Linked DNA regions of Homo sapiens: all the other regions are linked to region 1. The links are chromatin loops, found by intact Hi-C in ENCODE. Cell type or tissue: mammary epithelial cell. All regions are shown on one strand. Region 1 holds the start of LINC00466 (long intergenic non-protein coding RNA 466). Region 2 overlaps EFCAB7 (EF-hand calcium binding domain 7). Region 3 overlaps ITGB3BP (integrin subunit beta 3 binding protein). Region 4 overlaps ATG4C (autophagy related 4C cysteine peptidase).

Region 1 (5,000 bases):
ATAGTTCCAAAATTTTATTTCAATCATGCCAATCAGTTAAAGACTTTACTGGCTTCTTAATAACTTTGGGCTCTTCAGCCCAGTATTCAAGAGTCTTTATTATTTTACTCTGGCCATTCCCTTATCTCATTTCAGTTAAACCAAACTATATGCTGCTCCTCGTGTCTTGCATAAATCTGTGTCTTTACTCGTGCTGTGTTCTCTTTCTTTTCCCAGAACTCTGTTCCTCTTTTTCTTTACCTAACTGCTGCTTATCATTCACAACAGCTCAAATATTATTTCCTTTTTTTTTTTTGAGACGGAGTCTCGCTCTGTAGCCCAGGCTGGAGTGCATTGGGGCAATCTCTGCTCACTGCAAGCTCCGCCCCCCGGGTTCACGCCATTCTCCTGCCTCAGCCTCCCGAATAGCTGGGACTACAGGCGCCGGCCACCACGCCCGGCTAATTTTTTGTATTTTCAGTAGAGACGGGGTTTCACTGTGGTCTCGATCTCCTGACCTCGTGACCCGCCCGCCTCGGCCTCCTAAAGTGCTGGGATTACAAGCGTGAGCCACCGCGCCGGACAGTTCAAGTATTATTTCTTAGGGAAACCTTCCTACCCACCTATTCTCTTTCCCAGGCAGAGTTAGTTATGTTTCTTTTGCGCTCCTGTAACATTCTATCATATATTTATAACTCATCACACTACATTTTAGCTATGGACTTCCCTGAATAAGTCCCCCATTAGAGTGAGAATGTGTCTTACTGATCGGGTTATTCAAGCAATATTTATTGAGCCACACCTCCACCCCTACACCACTAGTACTTGGCTGGAGGCTAGGGATACAACAGTGAACAGATAAAAATTCCTGCCCTTCTGGAATTAACATTCTAAAGGTGGAATCTATCTTCTTACTCACCTTTGTGGTTCCAGTGTCTGGCCCTTGATGAATACGATAAGGTTAGAAAAACAGCTGGGTCTAACAACTAGCCTTTTGAATATTTTCTTTTCAAAGGATCTTTTCCTTTATCTACGTTCCCTTTTAAATTTCTTCCATGTGTTTGTTAGTCAAATACTTCCATGTAGTCTAAATGTACTATACCTAGACAAAATGTCTAAGCAAATTTCAATTTTTACATTTCCCTTCTCTCTTCTTCCATCCCTTTCTGTTTCCTTATCATACATCTATTGTCCATTTCCCTTGAGACCAAGTACTTTCTGGCTGTCCAGAAGTACCATTAGGCATCCAACTTAGCACTTTCTTTTCCCAAAGTATCCCGGGTTCTAACTTACTTCTCCCCAATCTCCCCTGAAAACCCCTAAAGTCAGAGGTAGCTGGTCAGTAGCATCTTCCGTATTGAAGGCTTCACACTTTCTCTATCCCTACCCAGTGAGAAAGGCCCTCCTCTGCGCTGTTTCCCCTTGCCATGGCACCTATCAACCTGCATGACAAACACTGATTCTCTTGCCTGGTTCTTCCTTAAGGAACCTTGGGTTTAATTCTTCTTTTCATTCCTGGTACTTTCCAGGTCTACAACAGTTCAATAAATTACTAATAAGGAATAAATGAGTAAATAAATATATATTGTATACTTATATATCCTCTCCCCCTGAATTCAGCTGTGGGTATGACTTAAATCCAAGAAATTTTGGATTAAAATGAGAGTTACCAAAAAAGGCAGCTTTGACCCAAGGAAAACTTGTTTCTTTAAAAATGTTAGAAGAATTTAAATTTTTAAAATGTGTTTTGGCCTGGCAGGATGGTTCACACCTTTAATCCCAGCACTTTGAGAGGCTGAGGTGGGAGGATCGTTTGAGGCCAAGAGCTTGAGACTAGCCTGGGCAACAGAGCGAGATCCCATCTCTACAAAAAATAAAAATAAAAAATTACCTGGGTGTGGTGGTGTGCATCTGTACTCCCAGCTACTCGAGAGGCTAAGGCAGGAGGATCACTTGAGCCCAGGAGGTCGAGGGCTGCAGCCATCTACAATTGCACCACTGTACTCCAGCCTGAGACACAGAGTGAGACCCTGTCTCAAAGAAAAACAAAAAAATGTGTTTCGATATCCGCGATCCATGTCACATCTGTTAGTGTACCTTTAGTACATGACTTCTGCATTGTTTGCTAACTGACATTCTGTGTGAATAAAGCGTGTATCACAATGGTGTTTCCGTATGTTATCCAAGTGGGTCCTTTCCCCAGGATGTGAGTGAGCCTTTGGCATGGTCTTTTTAAGATTTTGCCAAGGGAAGACTGGGCTGGAACTAAGGAGCTAACATACCATTGAAATCAAATATCCCGTTGGGTGCACTGGAGGGTAGAGAAGAGGGGATTCCTGCACTCACGCTAAATGATAAACTTTTCCAAGGGCAGGGTCGTGAGAGGTCTTCCAGGTCACCTAGTGTTCTGAGTCATGCAGAAGTAGGAAATGGACACAATACTCCCCGCAGAGAATCCTTCCCACAGGACTGATCCTGTCCCTTCCTCCCCTCCCCCGCCCCACACAAGGCGGAATCCCCACGCAGTGCACTGCAGGCGCGGTGGCCACTGCCCCTAGAACCAGATCTCTCCCCCAGTCCCGTCCTCTCCAAGCTCCAGATATGTCAAGGATTCTTAAGCAGGGGTTTTCCAATCTGTCCCTTGAGGAACTACCCCTGAGGCAAGGCGGGCAGGCCCAAGCTGCGATGTGGAGAATTCGATGTCCGAGCGACCTCCTCGGAGGAGTGGGTCGAGTTAAATATAACCGCGCGAATGGAATGGCGCTAAAAATAAGGCAGCAGCTGGCCTGTCCACAGCCCTGTCCCGGGAGGGGCGGGGGCCCCAGTGGTCTTGGGCAGGAAGGCCGCGTCCGGCCCAGGGGCGAGAAGGCTGCGGCGTCCGCAGCCAGGGCTGGAAGGCCTGGGAGGCCGCGCTCTGTGGGCCCCGGGGCCTCCATTCGGGCTGGGTCGCGGGCCTGGACGGGGACTGTCCAGAGGCATCCGAAAGCCAGGCCAACTTGCCTGGACGTAACAAGACGGAAGGGCTGGGCGCTGAGGTCCTGCCAGCCCGGCCGCCAGAGGGAGCTGAGCGCCAGAGGAGGACAAGCCGAACCCTTCAGGAGGCCGGGCGTCTCCGGAGACCGAAGCGCCGGAGGACCCGAGGAGGTCTGCCCCGCGCGCTGCTCTGGAGACTCCCGGGGCGGGTGGCGCTCGGCCTTTCCGCTCCCTTCCTTCCCACAAGTCCCTTCCCGCGCGCGCCCCACGGCCCTGCCCGCCCTCCCGCGTCAGCGCCCCAACCGTCAAGCCAGCAATTGAAACGTTTCCAAAACGGTCTATTTATTTGCTCCCAATAAATCGATCGGCGGTGATTAAAGAATCGATGTGGCCTGGGTGGGCGAGTCGCTTGAGGGGAGGGATTGGGGGCTTTCGCCCGGCGCCTGCAGGGAGGCCGAGGGCGGGCGCGGGCCTGAGGGAGGCGTGTCCCGCCCGGGCCACACCCGAGGACCCGACACCTGGGCTGGCAGGCCCCGGCAGGCAGCGTTCCCTCCGGCGGAGAGGGGCGCGCGCCCGCCGCCTGCTTTCCTCGGCCCCTCTCGCCTTTCTCGCGCGCCGGGGAGGCTGTGGCCGCCAGTGGCTGCGGAGCTGCTCAGAGGCTTTTGTTGCTCCTCGGCCGGCTGAATGGGGATTTTGTAAAGCGGGACAGATAAAAATGAGCAGCATCATATTGTTTGACAGAATGATCTCGCATGATGAAGTGTCGGCTCCGAAGGGGGTGAAAATGGTGAATTCCTAAAAACCCAGCCCTGGGCTCCTCCTCGAGCTGCCGGTAGCCTGGAGGGACCCAGCGGACAGCCGGGCCTGGCCGCATCGCTCCAAACGGTGTCAGAAAGACTCCGGCTTTCAATGCCAAGTCATTTTTAAGCCCCGATCCTGTCCAGGACCTTTCTCCTCGTGGATGAAAAGAACAATTTTCGAGAGAAAGGCTCGTTTTTATTAAATCCGACATGCTGCTGATAACTCCATGCTAATGTGAAATAATTAACATAATAGCCATAATTAAAAGCACGCTAACAATGCCATAAATTTATCACACAATTTTACTAGCTTTCTGCCCCTAACTGCTCTCTCATCGTTAATTAAACGTGTTGCCTTTTACAGAATGGATGTTTATATATTTCCAATATAAATAAATTCGAAACCATCCTCTCTCTCTTCCTCTTTCTCTCCTCCTTTCCTTTTGGTCTCTCGCCATTTACAGGCACGCCTTGGCGTGGACCCTGAGTGGCAGACATCTTGAAAATAAATGAAGTTTTGAGATGCAAATCCAAACAAGAACATTAAAATAGCCTCTTTTTTTCCACCCCGAAAAGATCCGGAGAGGTATACAAGGGGGTAGTGGTGGGTAAGAGAGTTGAAAATCCCCCGCTTTGGGAAATGGAAGTAATCTGGGTGGGTTGGGGCCTTGGGTACCACCTCTGCCCTTTCCCACCTTCCTTGGTGGCGGCCATCCAGACAAAGAGGCCGGTAATAGTTTAACAAATCTATGAAGATTTTCAAGAAGCAGCAGACTTTGATTGTTGCGGGCGCGGGGGTGTTGGGGAGAAAGGAGGGGAATTTTTCTAATAGTCCCACCCACGTTTTGCTCCCTCTTGGACAAAGAGTAACTACTCTTGGTGGGGGACGCGCCCTTCACTCCGCGGAACCTGGTCCCAACTCCCCGTATTGTAAGAAAAGTGCACCCGCGCGCGGGCATGATGATTCTATCTCACATCGCGCCAACGACTTATTCAAGCCACTGGCACTGTCTCTGACTTAAAAGAGGAGAAAAGAGGCATATGGGTTCACTTGGGCCTGGTGAGGGGTAGGTGGGCAATTCCCGCCTTCCGCACTCTAACCGTGCCCCTCCTCCAGTGTTGACCACCTAAGAACCCAAAATGAGCTGTAATTAATTTCCCTTTCTCCATCATAAATTTTTCTATCCATTTCTTCCCCCCCATCCCCCCACTGGACGCACACACTAAATCTCCCCTCCCCTGGAGACG
Region 2 (5,000 bases), 220 kb after region 1:
ATGTTAAGTTATAGTAAGACTTTGTCTCTGTGTCATTAGTTGGGCTCATACCAATATAATTTTTAAAATTTAGTTCAATTCAACAAATATTCACTAAGCATGTAATGTGTGCCAGTTATTTTGCTTAGTGTAAAATATGAGCTTGAATTTAAAAATATAAATTTTCATTTGACTATTAACAGTATACCAAGGACTACCTTGGTATATGCTACACTATAGCATAGTATTTATTCATTCATTTATTCAACAAATATTTATTGAATGACTACTGTGTGCCAGTGTTCTAGATGTTGATTAGATTAGTGATCTAGAGTTTTGGGTAGAGATCTACCTGGGCTTGAATCTTAGCTTTATCACTTAATAACTGTGTGATCTTGGGTGAATTTGTCAGCAGCCCTTCAGAGTTTCAGTTTTCTTACCTATAAATAGGGAGTAATTATATTTAGTGTGCTTTGGAAAGATTTAAATCGTATGTAAACATATGTAAAGCATTTAGCACAATGCCAAGGACATTAATAAAGAATAGTGTTAATAATGTTAATACTATTTATTATATACAAAGGACATTAATAAATACTAGTATTAATATTATTATAGAACGAAGAAATAACTGGATGCTTGTATGGGAACGACATGATGAAAGTATAGTTTAAGAAAAGTTAATCTACTGTTGTGTTATATATAGAGACCTCAGAGACACCATCTAAGAGGCCGATAGAGTTTTCCAAATATAAAGTGATGATAACTTGGCCTAGGATAGTACTTAATGTAATACGATAGGGGCAGGTGTAATAGAAAAATGCCAAAATTAGTCTGTAAGTCATAACGATTATTTAACAAAGAGACTAAAGTTTTGTATGTAAGTCAAGAGCAGGGAATGGTGTGGATGATAATTGGGAATTAGGTAAAAGGTACTAAGATAATTTAATGATTAAAAGAAAAGGGCATACTGTCAACTTTTTAATACTGTGAGTTTCATATAAAATGTAATGTCTTTTGGAAATAATTGATAGCTCTGTATATCTTACCTTTTAATATCCTGTTTCGGATCTTGATATTGCCCACTGTTGCTTGCTATCTATTTCTTAGATGAGCTGAAATTATTATTTTTTTAAGTAAGTGACTCTTTTGTTATTCAGCAGCATTCAGTTCTTTGTTTACATTTTTCTTTTCTTTATTTATTTATGCATTTTTTTTAAGACAAGAGTTTCACTCTGTCACCCAGGCTGGAATGCAGGTGGGATCTTGGCTCAGTGCAACCTCCACCTTCCAGGTTCAAGTGATTCTCCTCCCTCAGCTACCCAAGTAGCTGGCATTACAGGAGCATGCCACCATGCCTGGATAATTTTTGTGTTTTTAGTGGAGACGAGGTTTCACCATGTTGGCCAGGCTGGTCTCGAGCTCCTGACCTCAAGTGATCCGTCTGCCTTGGCCCCCCAAAGTGCTGGGATTACAGATGTGAGCCACCACGCCTGGCCACATTTTTCTTTAAGTCTTGTTTCTTCCTGGGTGGTTTTCTGGAAAAACAGAGAACCTGCTAGACAAATTCTAAAAGAACTGTAATACTTGAAGTTTTCTTTTTTTATTTCATAAATTTCATATATTCCTGAGGTTTTATAACCATTCTGAAAAGTACTTGGTTGTGAATGTACAGAATAAATTACTGAAAGGATTGTTAAATTAATTTTCCAGATACTTTAAATTTATTTTAAACAAGTTTGGGTATCTCAACTTCATGTGGAACAGAAAAGTATGGAATTGGGACAGAGAAGGAGGGACTTTTCAGAAATTAGAAAATTGTTGTGATAGATAAGGGTAAGCCATGTTTTAAACCACAAAACCACACAATTGGTAAAGGACTTGAATTACAAAAGGAAAATAAGATCCTTACAGGTACTATACGCATATTACTTTCCATTGGCCATACTTAGTTACTGCATTATTATTCTTTTTAAAATCCCGAATTCTATCCATTTACTTAGGTTCTGTGATGGTCAAGGAATGTCAGGAATTTTCCTTTCAGAGAGGAATAGCTTCACCTTCCTTGCTAAGACCAGTCATGTCTAGAATTAGAGTAAGCCCCAAACTATCAGTTGTAAACTCCAGAGATGCAATACTTCCTATATTCAGATTCTTAGAGTATGCCTACATTTATGTTTTATTCATATATAGTACAACATATGCACACACATCACACACATGTTGTACAACCTATATATTATAAATGTCAAAACATATATAGCATCTACATTGTATACCATTTATATGTTATGTGTATGTCTATATATGGCAATACAAATAAAAACATTTGAAATTCCAAATGGTTCATTATCTGTTTTTTGTGAAAGCTCCAGATAATAATTTTCTTATAAGTTTCTCACATTTTCAAAATGTTGATCAGTTCAACCTGTCAATTAGATTTCAGGCCACATCAATTTTACCCTCCATAAATTATCTATTTAACCTTTTATTTTTTAAGTATGTATAGTTTACAATTCTTTAATAACAAAAAGTGCAACAACTGGTTACCTACCTGTCTTATCATACCCCAAAGCAAATAGCTTCCTAATAAGTATGTGACATAGGAAATCTTTATAAAAAGCAGTAGTGATGATAATGATAGTGATGAGTTCCTCCTCTGACTAAATCTATGGCAGATCTACTGCTTAATAATTCTTTCTCACTGAAAATTTTAATAATACAGAATTTGTATGTTAAAACAAATCATTTTCATTCACTACAGTGTTCCAAGAAAAATGGGACTATACTGATGTATTTGTTTTGATAACAAGAATTTTTTGCTTTAGTATTTGGTTTTGTACTTTTCAGCATTTCGTTATATATTATGAATGAAAATAAGTAAAATTTGTATATGACAAATAAAGGAAATAACAGTTCAGTTTGCACTTATATGAATTTACCTGAATTGGTAGAATACAGCACCACCTCATGCCCTATATAAGAATTACAAGCTATTATTTTATTTCTGCTTTATAATGTCAAAAAATTATATCATACATGGAATTTCTTACTCTTATTCTAAAATTATTTTCAAAACTCAACCTTCTTTCATTTTTCTCTTAATACTCAAACTGTCAGCTTAATCTATAATCCTTTCAAACTGATTTATTTGAATGAGCCAGCCAATTTGTCAGTAATTTTTTCTTTTAGTTCATAACATTTTAGTCTAGGTCCTAGAGAAAAAGCTTTGTATGATTGAAAGTCTATTTGTTTGAAAGGGTATTTTTTTTTCTTTTTCTTTTTTTTTTGAGATGGAGTCTCACTCTATTGCCCAGGCTGGAGTGCAGTGGCACCATCTTGGCTCACTGCAACCTCCGCCTCCCGAGTTCGAGTGATTCTCCTGCCTCAGCCTCCTGAGTAGCTGGGGCTACAGGTGTGCACCACCACGCTGGCTAATTTTTGTAGTTTTAGTAGAGACAGGGTTTCACCACATTGGCCAGGTGGTCTTGAACTCCTGACCTCGTGATCTGCCCACCTCAGCCTCCCAAAGTGCTGGGGATTACAGGCGTGAGCCACCGCACCCAGCCTTGAAAAGAAATTTTAAGTTGAGTAAGCATTGTATGTTTAATAACTCTGGCAGATCTTAAGTTGAATGTTTCCTTTTGAACAGTAGGAGCTATAAGTTCTCCTAGTGAAGTTATTTAGAATTCAAATTGATCTGTATATTACACTGAAGTTTGGTTGATATAAATAATGTGGTATTTGTCTTACTTTAATAACTGTTGTTCTACCATTTTCCAGCTATATTAATCCATATTTAATGTTATAGTATGTAGTTTGGCTGTCTTTCCAAAGAAACTCACAAATTCTCTTCTATTATAGCATTATTTTCTAGACATGGTACTTAGGAAAGACTTATAATAAAAATGTTTAACTTGTTCCCCAGTTAAATTTTATAAAGCTATGTCCTGTTAATCTGTGGCACTGCCCCAGAGGTAGCATCAGCACATTGAAAAATTCTTCCGAAATCTTTGAGTTTCCTAAATGGCACAAATTATGTTTACTACCAGTGTACCAGGCAAAGTACATTATCTTTTAAAGCTTAATTTAACCATTTTTTTAAAGCTGGGGGTAGGGCTGCTGTGCTGATGATTACAGTACAAATTTAAGAAATTTTGCAGCTACTAAATTCTACATTTTTAAAGTAAGAAAACCAAATAATTAAGTTTATCTTAACCCTTAAAAGTATGGAATCCCGATTGATAATGCCTTACCATACTTTATTGTAATATATTCATAAAGTTTATTTTAAAAACTGGCTTAAAAAATCACTGCAGATATTTAAATGTGAAATAGAACAGAACTTAGAATATAACTTACACACTGGAGAGAAAGTAAGGAGACCTAGCTTTTGGTTCTAGTTCTGCAGTCAATTGAGAACTATAGCTGTTCACATATATCACTTTATTTTTCAGACTTTTTTGTCAATCAAAAGAGAAGTCTGGACTAGACTGCTTTTTAGATTTCTTCTACTTTTATAAGTCTGTAATTCTAAAGTATTATCCTTTACCATTCCAAATAGGTAAATATAAAAAATATAAAATATATTGGATGAAATTCCATCTGATGCTATAATCAAAACTGATTGAAAGCATTTAAATGTTTTCCATTTAATGTCAGAATCATAATTCAAACTGTCTCAAAGTGTAACTTGTCTAAATGCTGTATAACATTTCTTTCATTTCTATTCTTTAGCAGTCATCACCATCCAAGGTCATGTTGATTATGTTAAGGGCAATTGGGTCTGAGGTAATGCCAGCATCTGTTGTTAGTCCATATATATGCCCATCCAAGAGATTTACAGGGAAGCTAAATGAAAGTCTGTGTATCATTACTCATCATTAATAGTTGAACTTGGGCCAGGCGCAGTGGCTCACGCCTGTAATCCCAGCACTTTGGGAGGCCGAGGTGGGCGGATCACTTGAGGTCAGGAGTTTGAGACCAGCCTGGCCAACATAGTGAAACCCCATCTCTACTAA
Region 3 (5,000 bases), 130 kb after region 1:
TACCTATATAACTTGAATTATATATGAAACCAATCTACTTCTTAACTCTGTATTACCTGACTAACATAGATTACTTTATAAAATGTTTTGGCTTATAACCTAAGGTTAGTTTTCAATGCTATAATAATCCTTTTTTAGTATATTTTTGGTAACATCCTATTATAAGCACTGTATCAGAATAAATTTCTTAAACAGTATGAAGAACATAATTAATGAAGGTAATTTATATAATTTATAGTAACAGTTTTTAAAAACCTTTCATTTTAAAAAGGTGAATCTAAAATTTCTCTAAGTGGAAAGTGAATTATTTTCTTTTTTTCTGAGATAGGTGTCTTGCTGTGTTGCCCAGTCTGGTCTTAAACTCCTGGGCTCAAGCAATCCTCCTGTTTCAGCCTCCAGAGTAGTAGCTGGGATTAAAGGCTTGTGCCATTGCACGCAGTGGAAAATTTTCAACCTTAACTTGTTATATTTTGTTTCAGATTTTCATGTAGTTTTCATTTTTCATGATATATTCAAATGACATGGTAATATTTTCTACTAATTTTGTTAAAACTTAGGGCAAGTACCAAAGGAGTAGCAGTTTTCCTTACAGAAATGGTCAAGAAAAGCAGAGGTTTCACTATCAAGATAACATACTCTGTGATTCCCTCCTCCCCTTTATTTTGGGAGTGACAACAAAAACATGATGATGACAGAAAACACCACAGAATAACTGAAATTTAATATTTCAAAATAATTTGGAATGGATCACATATTGCCCCTTAATAAAGGTCTTTTCTTTAAATTCAGTACTCTTTGTAGTTTAGTTCAAAAAAAACTTCATATTTTAAACATTTGTACTGAAAAAATACACTCTAATATTTTATAAATGGTGTAAAATTTTAAAACCTTGAAAATGTTTTTTTCTCTATAAGCATAGGAAAATAAAAACTCACTCCTGAGATAGAGGCTACACAATAGACTAGATAAATCTTTAAAAAAATTTCTACAGAATCTATAAATTAATAAGCAGCTGGGGCTTTAAATGGGAAAACTGGTACTTAATTCCACTCATCATTACATTTAATCTGAATTTCAGAAAAACACAGAGTTCTACCAAAGGTGCCACTTTTATACATGCTTTATTAAGTCTACCCACAAATGCTAAAAGTCCACAGAAGTGTATGTGGTACAGAATATAAGTCAAGATCTTCCTCTCCATGTTGGCTTACATTAAAGAGCCAAGAAGAAATGTATTATTTACATTGAGATTATCTACTGGTGCGTGTAGAAAGTTTAAATTAGCTGCAAGAAATTTTATCTAGACATGCACCTGCCAACTGCTACGAGCTGGTATTTACTGGGCAGATTAATTACAAATATTTCTCTGTTCCTTTAAATATGATCAGGCAGATGCAGAAGTTGGTGCTCATGGTGAGTGCATTTCTTCTTAATGCCTGTGAGATATAAAAGATAATTATATTATCAAGAATTAGTTAACATGCACGTCATACATGACTTAAGAAGTGATTTTAACACCTAATAACAATCTAGTTTGGTACCTAGTTTAGTTAGATGCTGCTGGCAACCTCTCATTTGCTTTTTTCTTTTGAGACGGAGTCTCACTCTCCCCCAGGCTGGAGTGGAGTGGCATGGTCTCGGCTGACTGCAACCTCTGCCTCCCGTGTTCAAGTGATTCTCCTGCCTCAGTCTCCTGAGTAGCTGGGACTACAGGTGTGTGCCACCACACCCAGCTAATTTTTGTATTTTTAGTAGAGACGGGGTTTCACTATGTTGGCCAGGCTGGTCTTGAACTCCTGACCTCGTGATCTGCCCACCTCGGCCTCCCAGAGTGCTGCGATTACAGGCATGAGCCACTGTGCCCGGCCTTATTTGCTTTTTGATTATCTTCACTAGTAACTGTCAATATGACTACTCTGACATAGCACTCAGTATTCTTTACCTTATGTGACCATACTTACATGAGATACTTCTCAGAGAATTTTAAAACTCCAACAGGGCCTACAGAAAACTTATTTACATGCCTTTGTCTATAAGCCTTAGGGGCCTTTCAGCAGGTGTTTCCTCCAACAGCTGCCCCCCGCCCAAAAGACAGTATTTACTATGACAGATTCCTATTCAGAATATGTCCCTCTGGGGACTCCTAGTGGTGGTAGAGGCTCATGTCTCTTCAGCCTTAGAATCCTTCTGTGAGAGAAAGCCCTTGAAGGAAGCAGCCTTTGGCAACTAATGGCATACATTACCACAGGGCATGTGGGAAGAGATCTTTAAAAATGACCTAATAAGGCTGGGGGTGGTGGCTCATGCCTGTACTCCTAGGCCAAGGCAGAGGGACTGCTTGAGCCCAGGAGGTCAAGGATGCAGTGAGCTATGATTGCACCATTGCAGTCCAGCCAGGGCGACAGAACGAGACCCTGTCTTTAAAAAACAAAAACAAACAAACAGATAATCCCATCCTGAGGTGATCTGTCTGCTGTGAATTCCCATAACACTGCTTATTCTTCATTTGGTACTTACAGTAGAGAATAATACTTCTCAGTCTGAAGGGGAAGAAACTTCTGTCAACTCTTCCTCTGTACTCCATGGAAGTGTGACAAATTTGATTGGCCAAAGTCCAGAACATTCATTGGTCTACATTTTACTAGTAACATTACACAAATTCTTCCCTCCTTGTAGTTTCCCTATCACTGTCTACTCTCAATCCCAGTGGACCTTTTTTATTATAATACTTCCTAATTTCATGTAGTAGGGAGACCAACCCATTCTATTGTGCTGACCTGCAGTCAAGCATGTAAAAGGCAGGCTTGTGGTCTTCACAGCATTAACAGTCACACGGACTTGGGGGTCTATTTAAAAGATCCAGCTTTTAGGTTCAGTAAAGTGCACAGAATTCAAGATTTAAACTTAGTGTGAGAAAGAAGAGGTTGCATTTCTGCTTTAAGGCAATCTACCTTAGTTACCCCAAGCTTCTACTAGAGAGCCTGCCATGTTGGGGGTTATCAATTCCACCACCAATCAAGTTGATACTTTGATCCTCATTGGATGCACAATCCTTGTTTGTACTTGTTATTGGCCAGAACTTAGAAGAGTCTGAACTTGTATCATTTATCATAACTTGCCTTATATTTTGTGTCCTTATTAGGTTTCAAACTGTCATAATACACAGCGCTTTGTTCATACTAAGCCTCATCCTTGTGTTACCCAAGTGATTCATCCACATTGTTACTAAAGTATCCCAATATCCCGTTATCATTAGCCAAAATGTTTTTCTCTTCCCATCTTTTGATGGTCTTAGCACTCTGGCTGTGGCCTCTGGGTTGCTGTCACCCTTACTTTCTCTCTTATTCTAGCATTGTTTCACAAAGGCTTCACTTTTTAAAGGCTCTGGGAGTGAATCTGTATGGGACAGTCCTCCCCACTGAACAATTACAGGTCAAGAGGAATAATCACTGAAGTGTGACAGAGGGCTGGAGCAGTTGTGCAGGTAGGGAAGTTGGCCACGGTGATATCAGGAGTACTGTCAGGTTTCTAGGGCATAAGGACAAAATCAGGAGTTTCATTCACATCCTCCCTTACGCATACCAGTCAGGCAGCTATGACAAATATACAAAAGAGCAATGAGAGAATATGGGGGAGAGGGATTTGGGGAAGCTTATGCAGAAGATGAGTTCTAAGCAGGTTTTGAAAGACGGGTAAAATTTTGACAATAATGAGGGAAAAGGCATGCTAGGTTGAGCAGACAAGACCCAAGGTAAGGACATGAGAAAGGCACTTTCTGGGGAAGGTGTCTGAGAAATGGCAAGTAATCTGGAATGAATAAGGCACAATGAAGAAACTGGAAAGGTAAGCTGTGGGCAGATCAGGGAGACTCCTGAATGTCAGTTTAAATTTGGATTTTATCATACATATGGTAGAGTGATACCTTCTAAAGCATACATTTGTCCAGTAGCAGGATAGGCTGTAGGGGAAAGGGACCAAAGTGCAGACAGGTAGGTTACAATAGGGACAATGATAATCTGGAAGAGAGGTAATGGAGAAATAAACTGGTACAGTGGGTGTGGAAAGGAGAATTAAGCATTCTCAGAAGTAATATAATCTGGCAGCGTTTGGATGTGGGGACAAAGAGAGAGAGAATTTGACCAATGGAATGATATAATCCCTAGAAAGGTAGAAGAAAAACATCTTTGGAGGGGAAATGATGAAATCAGTATACTTGGGGGACATTGTATGGCAGCTGAGATTGTGGGTTTATAGCCCAGGAGACTATAATAATTTGGAAACCATATACACTAAAGTGAAAAGTCAGGGAACGAAGGAGATAATGAAGGAAATGCTCAAAGTGAGATGAAAACATGGTGAAAGGCAGAACTGAGGGAAATGCCTCAAAGGTGAAGTCACTTAATTTCACTGTCATTGCTCTTTTGCTTCTCACTGAAAGGGAAGTTGACTGGTAGCTCAACCTTAATTCTTTCCAGTTTCTTGAAAGTATTACTCAAAGACTCAAAAGAACACCCCAAAATGTGGTTATCTTTACTAAAATCCATTAACACAAAGCTATTCTCAGTACTCTGAATTCCCTGTAAGTTTATTACAGAGATTATCAAACACTAAATGTTGCACGTTCATTTACTAAATGTGTAACTGTGACGATGTATCTATGATCACCACCTAATATGTTCTCTGTTGGATTTTCATGGGTCAGAAATTTTGTAAAATGGTAACCTTATAATGAATGAATATAAGTGTATGTGGATGGATATATATAAGATATATATATCCTATATATATATTACATATAGGATATATATATTACATATAGGATATATATATTACATATAGGATATATATGTATATATGTACATATATGTAGGATATTACATATAGGACATATATAATCTATTACATAATAGGATATATATATATCTCCTATTACAATATATATATATCTCCTATTACATATAGGAGATATATATATATCTCCTATTACAATATATATATAT
Region 4 (5,000 bases), 470 kb before region 1:
AACAGGTAGATCAATGTTAGAAAAAGTCCAACTAAGATTATACTTGTATTGACTAGTGCCATGGAGGTTCCAGTTTAGCTAGGTTGAATCTCAGTATATAAAGTAAGTTAGCTAAGCATTTTGCAGAAGTCATAGTTTTGAAAACTCATATTTTGCCCTATATTGAGTGACATATTGTTGGATTTGAATCTAATATGCAGTTGAACTTTTCATTGGAAAAAAAAGCAGCTTGAATGTATATATTTTGCATATCTTTTGGTGATGATACGGGATACAAATTGGGTCACTAGGATGTACAGGGAGAGAAAGAGTGATTTTAATTGATTTCACCATGAACATAACAAATATGACAACTTATTTTTTCCACACTTTAATAGATAGCATGAAGTTAAAAATCCCTTAGTTTTAGGCATTGAATGTAGGGAAACTATAATTTTATGAGCTCAAATCCAGCTCCCCTCCCCTCCCCTCCCATTAATGGAGTTGGAGTCTTGCCCTCTTGCCCAGGCTGAAGTGTAGTGGCACGATCATATCTTACTGCAGCTTCAAAACTTCTGGGCTCAAGCAGTCCTCCTGCCTCAGGCTCCTGAATAGCTGGGATTGTACATGGGAGCCACAGCACCCAGCTCCTAGATTATTTCTTAATTGAGCTTGTTCTTTAATTCAAAAATTTCCCACACTTATCTCCCATCTGCCCAGTTCTCTCCCTTTACCACAGACTTGTTAATTTTTGTATATCCTTAGTTTATTTATATAAATATGAATATACAGTCTTATGTTCTTTTTAACACAAACTTATTTTTTCTACATACAGAAAAAGACTTGGTCACTTCAGTGATTTTTAAGGACAGGCTAAGCATTTAAGCATTAAAAAAATTTTTAAACATAGTACTAAGGTGTGATTGTGAGGAACAAAAAGATTGCAGTGATTACTTTTATATTCTGCCCTTTTTCTACTTTTGTATTCCCTAAAGATGCCAAACTCTACTAACAGCCAAATCCATTAGCAAGACAGTAGAGAAACTAGGGCAGCCTCCCCAGCCCATTTATATCTGTGGCACTGTGTCTATTGGAGAAAAGTGAACTAAAGAGACAAAAGGACTGATGAGAAAGAGGGCAGGGACCATAATGGAATGGTTTCACCTGTTCCAGCCTGTTCCCTGAGAAGAAACAAGAATTAAAGCACACTCAAAGAGAAAGTTGAAGAATACGCAGTTATGTACTAATTGTGTGAATTGCTAAAACCCTCAAGTTGACCTCTTTTTATGTCAATATAGAACATTTACCTGAGTCTGTGTATTTGTTTAAAAAGTCTCGATATCCTTGTTAAAAGGTTTATAAACATTAACCCAAAATCTCCAACAAAACAGACTTAACTGCATTTTAATAGAAATGGCTAACTTGATTCTAAGCCTCATACTTTTTTCATGTCTTTTTCATGTTTTCAAGTGTTAGAAATGCATACCACTTTTGACACACTTCCTTTCTTTTGCAGAATGGCACTAATATCACAAAAGGTTGAAATTTGGTGAATTAAATATATAAAAATGTTGGCTCTTATATTTTACAGTTTTGCAGAGTGGAGAGGACCATCTGCGTAGGATGAACTAAAACACCATTTGAAAATCATGTTTATAGTGATGGGAAAAAGCTAGATAGAAAATTTTAAATAATAGTTTTATATATACTTGTCTATCAAAGATAAATTAATCCTAAAGAACTTTAAAAATTACAGACATTCCACTGCCCTTCTCCCAAAAAGATGTCTTTTCGAAAAATGGATCCCAGCTGTACAATAGGATTTTACTGTCGAAATGTTCAGGACTTCAAACGAGCTTCTGAAGAAATCACCAAGGTATCTTTATTTAAAATATTATATTTGTAAATGACCTAATTTTATTAGAAACAGACTGTCAGAAAGCAAAAACCTGTAAATTATAATTTTTTATAAAATTTCCTCTTGAATGTTAATATTATTAGGAGTATTGTGAATTGAAAAATAAAGCCATTTGAGGAATCTTAGCGTTTGAGGCAAATGAAATCTAGTGACAAGTTGAAAGTATTGATTGGTCCACTAGGTGGCACTGTTGAAATAAAAATCCTGTTGCAAACGCTAGACCGGTCCAAGCAATTAGGTTATATTCTATTTGAAGAAGATTTTAAAAGGGCAATCCCTTAGGGGTAGGAAAAAAATTAATGAAGTATTTGATCAAGCCAAATTGTGCATTATTTCTTGTTAGTCCAAGTGCTTCTTTGATTTTTTTAAAAAGAGAAATGGTATTTTTGGATTTCTCAGAACTGCTTTATCAAATGAGCTGTGTTTTTACCTTTCAGTAAGCTTGTCTAATCTGATCTATTCTACTTATAGGATCCTTGAAAGAGGTTTATTTAACTTCTTCTCATTACATTTATACTTCTACATTTTTTTGGTCCTTGAGTACTGCTAAAACATTTATGGAACCTTAATATCTGTCTCTATGTAGTATTTTAGAAAATAAAAAAAGACTGCTTTTTAAAGAAATACACATAGTTTGATAGCTCTTTATTTGTACCAGTAGTTAGGCTATCATTTTATGGTATGTAAGACCAATACTCGTCATTTTTGGGAATTTTTTTTTTTTTTTTTGAGACTAGGTTTCACTCTTGTTGCCCAGGCTGGAGTGCAATGGCGCGATCTCGGCTCACTGCAACCCCTGCCTCCCAGATTCAAGCAATTATCTTGCCTCAGCCTCCTGAGTAGCTGGGATTACAAGCATGTGCCACCATGCCTGGCTAATTTTGTAATTTTAGTAGAGACGGGGTTTCTCCATGTTGGTCAGGCTGGTCTCGAACTCCTGACCTCAGAATTCTTCACTGGAACTTATATATAATAGTAACTTATTACTGCTTTATTTCCAGTTAATTTTATTCAGGAAAGTGGACATAGTAAGTTGAAATTTTATTTTTACAATGTAAAAATGGAATGATAAAAAATAAAACGTTTCATATAAGCTAGATTTAGTTTACTTGACCTGCCATATGAAAGAGGAAATTTAGCAGGAATGTGGCAGGAAAATGAATGAGGAAAGGAACAAATGAGATATGTGGGAACCATTCCATATTCTTCATTTCTCACAGTTGTTCTCTTTTCATTCTCCTTTTTCAACATGGAAGGCCAGGTGAACATAACAAAATATATATTTTTCATTTTTCCTCCTATTACTGGAAATTAGTATATGCATTTGTATATTTTAGTTTGACAGTTCTTTGTCTCTACAAAGTATCATGTATATGCTAAAGTATACAAATACAGGTGATATTGTGATATTTATTGATGTTGATGAACATTTTCCATTAAAAAGTCCCATTTCCCTGTTTCCATTCATGTATTTTCTATCTGGATGAAAATAAATATGTTTAAAACAGTAAAGCAGTTTACTCCTGGAATAGAAACAAACCAGATTATTATTACCAAATTAAAAAAAAAAGCAAAATTAAAAAATGTGTGCTGATATTTTCTAATTAAAGACACTTATGGCTTTTACATTGGAAAAATACTTAGAAATTATTATTCTTGAGCATCAGAATAATATGCATTAAGGCAAAGAGAAATTATGTTGAAATGTCTTTTGGAAGTACTGAGAATTTTGTAAGAATCAATTAACTTTGCTTTAATAATAGTGTTCTTCTTAAGTCAATAGCTTTTTGTAGCAGTATCAAAAACTCACCATGTCAGTTAATGACACAGTTTCTTTTGCCTGGAAGGTTATAAGTTAAGCACTTGCCTTTTTTTCTTAAAAACTGAATTTGGCAGTTTTAGTTCAATCATTGTTTTTAACCCTTAAAAATTAAAATAACTTAAAATTATTTGTTTCTGTATAAGATGTATCTTTTCAGTTTTCTCATTTTGAAAATGAAGCTGGTAGTCTAGAGTCTCATGTTTAATTCGTAATACCCTATGAACGAATAACTCCTTATGCTATATGATTTTAAAATATTAATAAAAATTGTTAAACCAATTCAGTGTTTAGCAGAATTCAGTCTAGCAAGTATCTGCATAACTATCATATACAGAGCACAAAATGACCAAGATACAATCTCTGCTTTTGAACAAGGTGTAAAACTTCCATCCTCAAGTAACGTTTATACTTCAGTAGGGGAAATAAGACAAGTAGACATATATTACATTGAATATGGTAAGCATCCATATGGAAATAGAAATAAATTGATAGAGGAAAGAAGAGGGTTGAAATGAGAGAGATGTCACATCTAAGTCAAAGTACTTTATTGTGATGGTCATATTTAAGAAGGGCTTTAAAGTATAGGCTTAATTTCTACTGGCTTAGGGAAAGAGAAGGTTACTTCAAGCTGAGGAAATACCAAAAGGAAAAGTATAGAAGGAAAGTGGAGAGTTTGTCTAGAGAATGGCAAGTAGTCCAACTTGGTAGGTGCCAAGGCTTCATATTAGGCAGGGTTTCTGCTTCTACTGCCTGAATCAAAATCCCTAAAGGTGTGGCCTGGGAGTCTCCATTTCTGGCAAGCCTCCCACACAGTCTTGTGTGCCAAATTTGAGAACCACTTGCATAAGACAGGGCAACCCAAGATGTGACACTTGATGTTGTTTTTAGGTGGCACTAGGACAAACATTTTAATACTTAACATTAACTGGCATATTAAATGTGTGACTTATTGATTTGTACAAGGCTATTTAGGTTAAAAATGATGAAAAGAAAAATATTCATTAATCATGATAGTGAAAGGGGTATATAAGTCTCTGAGTTTTGGGAAACACTGTTATAGGAAATACTGAAGGAAGAGTCTAGAAAAGTAGATTAGAATAATACTATGGAGAGTCTTGAATTAAAGCTGAAGAAGTTGTACTTTAGTAATATGTTGATTTTGTTAAATTAATTTTAAAATTTCAGGCATACAGAAATATAGAGAATAATATAGTAAATACCCATGTGTTACCACTGAGCTTAAGAAAGTTATATATATAATTAATAAGTGTGTTATCTTCC

What was found. Hi-C counts contacts between places; a loop is a spot of excess contacts. Peaks named below come from ENCODE experiments on the same cell type or tissue, not always from the same donor. Only the 100,000 strongest peaks of a DNase experiment are listed, where the experiment ranks them.
Region 2: a loop joins it to region 1, with 8 times the contacts of the local background. A loop is called at or near these places in 30 of 110 quality-filtered maps.
Region 3: a loop joins it to region 1, with 11 times the contacts of the local background. A loop is called at or near these places in 32 of 110 quality-filtered maps.
Region 4: a loop joins it to region 1, with 7 times the contacts of the local background. A loop is called at or near these places in 4 of 110 quality-filtered maps.

The regions. Positions count from the first base shown.
Region 1 is chr1:63,314,079-63,319,078 of GRCh38, forward strand. It overlaps LINC00466 (long intergenic non-protein coding RNA 466), which reads right to left and starts at 3,179. Exons shown (of 12, transcript NR_038252.3): 1 at 2,980-3,179; 2 at 1,871-2,009. RefSeq lists a silencer at 3,325-3,504. In mammary epithelial cell, a CTCF peak has its summit at 3,024 (motif pointing right); a DNase peak (open chromatin) is centred at 3,073; H3K4me3 peaks cover 898 bases; H3K27me3 peaks cover 609 bases.
Region 2 is chr1:63,535,203-63,540,202 of GRCh38, forward strand. All of the region lies in intron 6 of EFCAB7 (EF-hand calcium binding domain 7), which reads left to right. It also overlaps the pseudogene RNU7-123P. Among named protein-coding and RNA genes, the nearest start is that of EFCAB7, 14 kb to the left of the region's middle. In mammary epithelial cell, a CTCF peak has its summit at 2,955; no DNase peak of the experiment used is centred here.
Region 3 is chr1:63,439,668-63,444,667 of GRCh38, forward strand. ITGB3BP (integrin subunit beta 3 binding protein) reads right to left here. Exons shown (of 9, transcript NM_014288.5): 9 at 1,103-1,436. Among named protein-coding and RNA genes, the nearest start is that of ALG6, 75 kb to the left of the region's middle. In mammary epithelial cell, a CTCF peak has its summit at 2,146; no DNase peak of the experiment used is centred here.
Region 4 is chr1:62,839,693-62,844,692 of GRCh38, forward strand. It overlaps ATG4C (autophagy related 4C cysteine peptidase), which reads left to right. Exons shown (of 11, transcript NM_032852.4): 10 at 1,736-1,855. Among named protein-coding and RNA genes, the nearest start is that of ATG4C, 58 kb to the left of the region's middle. In mammary epithelial cell, a CTCF peak has its summit at 2,077 (motif pointing right); no DNase peak of the experiment used is centred here.